Linked DNA regions of Homo sapiens: region 1 is linked to region 2. Evidence: chromatin loops called from intact Hi-C (ENCODE). Cell type or tissue: mammary epithelial cell. All regions are shown on one strand. Each heading gives the region's core, and the rest is flanking DNA. Links, peaks and the distances in the headings are about the cores only.

Evidence for each region. A loop is a pair of places that touch in the nucleus more often than their neighbours do. Peaks named below come from ENCODE experiments on the same cell type or tissue, not always from the same donor. Only the 100,000 strongest peaks of a DNase experiment are listed, where the experiment ranks them.
Region 1: a loop joins it to region 2, with 10 times the contacts of the local background. A loop is called at or near these places in 11 of 110 quality-filtered maps.

The regions. Positions count from the first base shown.
Region 1 is chr12:109,496,445-109,499,359 of GRCh38, forward strand. UBE3B (ubiquitin protein ligase E3B) reads left to right here. Exons shown (of 28, transcript NM_130466.4): 10 at 1,374-1,479; 11 at 1,789-1,909. Among named protein-coding and RNA genes, the nearest start is that of UBE3B, 20 kb to the left of the region's middle. In mammary epithelial cell, for the core only: no CTCF peak of the experiment used is centred there; a DNase peak (open chromatin) is centred at 1,447; H3K27ac peaks cover 620 bases.
Region 2 is chr12:109,431,765-109,434,679 of GRCh38, forward strand. MYO1H (myosin IH) reads left to right here. Exons shown (of 32, transcript NM_001101421.4): 20 at 1,133-1,246. Among named protein-coding and RNA genes, the nearest start is that of KCTD10, 44 kb to the right of the region's middle. RefSeq lists an enhancer at 2,001-2,505. In mammary epithelial cell, for the core only: CTCF peaks have their summits at 1,177 (motif pointing right) and 2,156; DNase peaks (open chromatin) are centred at 837 and 1,147; H3K27ac peaks cover 519 bases.

The DNA.
Region 1 (2,915 bases), core at 113-2,612, 65 kb after region 2:
TTTTGAAGAATTGCCAAATTATTTTCCAGAGTGCCTGTGCTATTTTACCTTCCCAGGAGTAGTGTTGTGTGAGGTCTCCAGTTTCTCCACATCCTTGCCAATACTTGTTATCTGTCTTTTTTATTTAGCCATCCCAGTGGCTGTACAGGGGTATCTCACTGTTGTTTTGATTTACAATTCCCTGGTAGTTAGTGATGTTGAACATCTTTTCATGTGCTTATTAACCATTTGTGTATCTTCTTTGGAGAAATGTATGTTTAGATCCTTCGTCTACTTTTTAATTGGATGTTTCATCTTTTATGAGAGTTGTGAGTTCTTTATATGCTCTAGATACAAGTCCCTTTTCAGACAAGTGATCTCCAGGTGTTTCCTTCTGTTCCATGGGTTGTCTTTTCACTTTCTTGATAGTGTCTTTTGAATCACAAAAGTTTTAAACTTTGAAGAAGCACAACTTACCTGTTTTTTTCTTTTGACTCTTGTGCTTTTAGTGTGATAACCTCAGAAATCATTGCCTAACCTGAAATCTCAAAGCTTTACTCCTGTGTTTTCTTCTAAGAATTTTATAGTTTTAGTTATAAAACTAGCATTTAGGTCTGTGGCTCATTTCATTATTTTTTATATATGGTGTGGGATAGGGACCATTATTTTATCTAATAGTATTTATCTTTTTTTGATTATGGAAGCAATACATGCTTATTGTAGAAAACCTAGATAAAGCAGAAAAACATAAAAAAGAAAAAAATTTCTCATAATTCTACAACCAGAGATACATTGTTAACTTTATCTGTCCTCAATCTTTTAAAAATGTATCTATATTTGTGTTTATATTTCGAAACATTATACAATATATATACTTATATATAGTATACATACTATAGATACACTACATGTGTATATATTGTGTATCTATAGTGTATATATAGTTTTAAATAAACTGCTTAACTGAATTATGAGTTATTGGTGAGTTACCACAGAGTGAACACACCTGGGTAAGCACCACCCAATAGAGAAATCGATTATACCAGCACTCCAAAACCCCCTTTTTTCCCTCCCTCCCCATCACAAACTCCTTCCTCTTCCATGTATATAGTTTTTCATCTTGCCTTTTTTTAAAGTTCATTGTAGCATGAGCATTCTCTCATGTCAGTAAAATTTCAAAACTGGTTTTTCATAGCTGCACAGTATGGCATCAGCAACTGGACCATCACTGACTTGTCCATTTCCCCAGTGTATGTCCCCAATTTCAGCCTTCAGTTTTCTCAGAAATCCCACGCAGAATAATTTCTAGGAATTTGAGCACGTTGGTGGGGTTGTGCTTTTGTTCTGGATGCACACGGAGACCTGTCTGAATGAGTGGATCTATCTGTGTCTAGCCCTGTGATTGCTGCACAGTTCTCAGACAATCTGATTCGGCCGTTCCTCATCCACATCATGTCTGTGCCTGCTCTGGTGACTCATCTCAGCACAGTGACCCCTGAGGTAAGCAGGCTCTGTGAGTTCCCCGTGAAAACCCAATTGTGTTTTTCTTTTCTTCTTAAACATTAGAAAGTAAAATGGCTTCTCTGCTTATTTCCACACCTCCCTTTAATTGTTCTTTGGGACCAGTGGCCGTGATAGACACATTTGTGTTAGTAGCCCAAAGAAGTGGGTTCTTGTCTGTCCATTTTCTTCTTGGTGTTTGCTAGCACATCCTCCATAACCACGGGTGATCTGCAAGTGATCAAGTTCACTCTCTACAGGAAACTGTTTCTGGCAGTTTCTGATTTAACGGTCTGCTATTCTTTGCAGCGCCTCACTGTTTTAGAATCCCATGACATGCTTCGTAAATTCATCATATTTTTAAGAGACCAAGATCGATGCCGTGATGTATGTGAAAGTTTAGAAGGATGCCATACGCTTTGTCTAATGGGTAAGTATCCGTGGCTGGAACTTGATTGTGTCCTGGCCATCAGGGAAAGCCCGAGTGTTTTGCCTGTCACTATTCTAGAGATTTGGTTGTTTTCTGTAACAATTGGAAGTGCTTACAATAAAAAACACGTATTTAGATAGACAGTTAAAATAGACATGTAAATAAAAATCACATGGAAAATATTCCAGCCTGGCAAACTAGTTAAGTGACTGTTAATGAACATTAGATGTCAGCCTTTAGCTTCCTGGCAGTCAAGGAGAAAGTGAAAATGTGGTGAATTGCCTGGATAATTCCCATCTCAAGAGAGAAGGGAGGGAGTAGTTAGGTGGGGCTTATATCAGAGCAGCGCCTGCTTTACCTATTTTACAGTGTTTTCATTGTAGATGGAAGAAAGGGTTTATGAATAGAAGCATTTGAGGCAGAGGCACAGAATTCTCCTTGCCTAAATTTATTTTAGATAGGAAAAGTTTTTTTTGTTTTTTTTTTTTTGAAGACAGGGTCTCACTTTGTCACCCAGGCTGGACTGCAGTGGCACAGTCATGGCTCACTGCATCCTCTACCTCCTGGGCTTAGGTGATCCTCCCACCTCAGCCTCCTGAGTAGCTGGGACTACAAGCGCACACTACCACGGCCGACTAATTTTTGTATTTTTAGTGGAGACGGGGTTTTTCACCATGTTGCCCAGTCTAGTCTCCTTGGGCTCGAACAATCCACACGCCTCAGCCTGCGAGATTACAGACTTGAGATAAAAACTTCCCTGGGGCCAAATTTCATGAGGAGTTTCTGGTGCGAATGTTCACACGAGTGACGTTGACTAACTGGTGAACGTTGAATAACAGCGACTTCCCACGACACTCAGATACTCTTCAAAGACCATTTCTTATGTTAACCCTTGATTTTTAAGCATTAATATAATATTAAAATGTAACACTAACTAAATATCACCTACCTCTGTGTGCCTAACATTTTACCTGCCACTTCATCCTCATATGGAGAGTAGGGATCA
Region 2 (2,915 bases), core at 157-2,656:
ACACTGGAGCCAAAATTACCCCTGGGGGACGGGGGAAGCCCTCATCACTTCCCAAGCATGGAACCCTTTCTTTCTCTTCTCTACTCTTTCTTGAGACAGGATCTCTGTTACCCAGGCTGGAGTGCTCCCTGAAGCCTCAACCTCCTGGACTCAAGCGATCCTCCTGCCTCAGCCTCCTGAGTAGCTGGGACTACAGCCGCACACTGCCACACCTGGCTAAAAAAAAAATTTTTTTTTTTTTTTTTTTTTTTTTTTGAGATGGAGTCTTGCTCTGTCGCCCAGGCTGGAGTACAGTGGCGCAATCTCGGCTCACTGCAAGCTTCGCCTCCCAGGTTCACACTATTCTCCTTCCTCAGCCTCCCCAGTAGCTGGGACTACAGGTGCCCGCCACCATGCCTGGCTAATTTTGTTTTGTATTTTTAGTAGAGACAGGGTTTCACCATGTTAGCCAGGATGGTCTCGATCTCTTGACCTTGTGATCCGCCCGCCTCGGCCTCCCAAAGTGCTGGGATTACAGGCTTGAGCCCCTGCGCCTGGCCTTTTTTTAAGTAGAGACGGGGTCTGCCCAGGCTGGTCTCAAATGCCTGGCCTCAAGTGATCCTCCTGCCTTGGCCTCCCAAATTGCTGGGATCACAGGCATGAGGCACCATACCCGGTCTCAAGCATAGAACTTTTTCTTCTGGTACTAGACTATGTTTGTTTGTCTGTTCAGTTTTCTGTCGATGGACATCTGGGTTGTTTCCACCTTTTGGCTATTATGAATCATAGCACCATGCACTGCTACACCCAATGGCTGCTATGAACATTCAGGTATGAATGTTCGGACACCTTTTCATTTCTCTTGGACAGATACCTAGGAGTGGAATTGAGTCACTGGGTTGAGCGTCTGATGATGTCATTGTTCTACAAAGACAGGTCAAACTCCCTACTATATTGAAACAGTTTCTCTCTCCTTTCTTTCTTGCAAAGTACCCATCTTTGAATTCGAGAAAGTTCGTGTAATGGGACTACTACATACACTGAGTGGCCGACATGCCACAGCAGTGCTCAGCAGGCCTCTGGGGCCGGGGATGTGGGGGAGGGCTAGAGGAAGGTACGGTCACAGCTTCTCCATGTCCATCTCCTCTCCTAGGTACAAGTCCTTATGCCCAGACACCTGGCCGCACTGGCACGGGCCTCCAGCAGAGGGCGTGGAACGGCTGATCAAGTACATCGGCTACAAACCCGAGGAATACAAGTTAGGCAAGTAAGTGACCAGAAGACCACCAAATGGTCTCTTCCCTTGACATCAAAGGGTTTTGTGCATTGATCCGTATCCATCTAGAGCCTGGAGACTCGATTCCTAGGGATTTATGGAGATTTGCGAGATTTATGCTTCATCTACTCGATGTAAATGCAGCTCTTAATTCTTTAGAAGAGCTATGGTGCTGCCGGTGGGAGGAAATGAAGTTATAAAGGAAACTTCCGCACTAAACTGATTTAGCAGATGGGCCTCCTTGCTAGCAAAACAAAGAGGGAACCAGAGGGGGCACCTAACGTCCGTGTGCCTGGATTCTTTCACTGTTCCCATGTACGCATGACCTGCCAGAGGAGCTACTGGGACCTAGACAATGTGAGATCATCTGTAGCATCTCAGAAATGGTGTGCTGGAACTCTTAACTGTAGAGTTGTAGTTATCCATGAGCAGAGACTTTCGTACACATTGAAAGCTTTCAGGCACAACTCAAGGGACATGAATCGGGAAGATCCGAGTCCGTCTTGTGCGTCATTTTGGTCAGGGTTAATGAGGTTGCAGGGAAAGGTGTCTCAGCATGAAGATCTATTCCCCGACAGCAGGGCTTCCCCACTCCAGAGAGCTCTGCCTGTGATCCTGTTCATGGGCTTTCCCTGCTGACTCCTAACTCCCACTTGTACATGGTCGTCTGGGCCGCCTTGGCCTCTCTCCATCTGTAGACTCCTATTCTGGGCCTGTTCCAAGGATCAGTTACTTAGTCAGTCCAGATCTCCAAGGGGATTCTGCAAGGCTCAGCACATCCTGAGGGAGGCAGGGCATGGAGGTCAGAGGTGGGATCCGTCTGTCCCCTGTTCCATAAATTGAAACAGGGACAAGGGAGAGTGGGATCACCAGGCACCACCCACTGCTGTCCCCAGTGGCTGCCCTGGGAACTTTCCCTCACCAGGCCTGGGGTCGGGCAGGCAATGTGAGGTCAGTATTTGTAACTTCTCTCTGCTGGCTACTGTGATCTTCTTTTTATTTTTTTATTTTTTGAGACAGAGTCTTGCTCTGTCACCCAGGCTGCAGTGGCATGATCTCGGCTCACTGTAACCTCCGCTTCCTGGGTTCAAGCGATTCTCCTGCCTTAGCCTCTCGAGTAGCTGGGATTACAGGTGCACACTACCACAATGGGCTAATTTTTGTATTTTTAGTAGAGACAGGGTTTCACCGCGTTTGTCAGGCTGGTCTCAAACTCCTGACCTCAGGTGATTCACCTGCCTCGGCCTCCCAAAGTGCTGGGATTGCAGGCGTGAGCCACCGCGCCCAGCGTGATCTTCTTTTAAGCTTAGATCCACATTATTTGTCTGGCTGGGCGTGGTGGCTGGTGCCTGTAATCCCAGCTACTCGGGAGTCTGAGGCACGAGAATCATTTGAACCTGGGAGATGGGGGTTGCAGTGAGCCGAGATTGCACCACTGCACTCCAGCCTGGGCAACAAACTGAGACTCTGTTTCAAAACAAAAACAAAAAACAAACAAAAACACCCATATTCTTTGTCGTCACTCTTTAAAGCCTAGCAACATAACTTGAAGCAACTTCAGGTTACGTTGGTTTATTCATTTCCTAGGACTGCGTAACAGATGATCACAAAGTGGCTGATTTAAAACAAATCTATTCTCTCCTAGTTGTGGAGGCCAGAA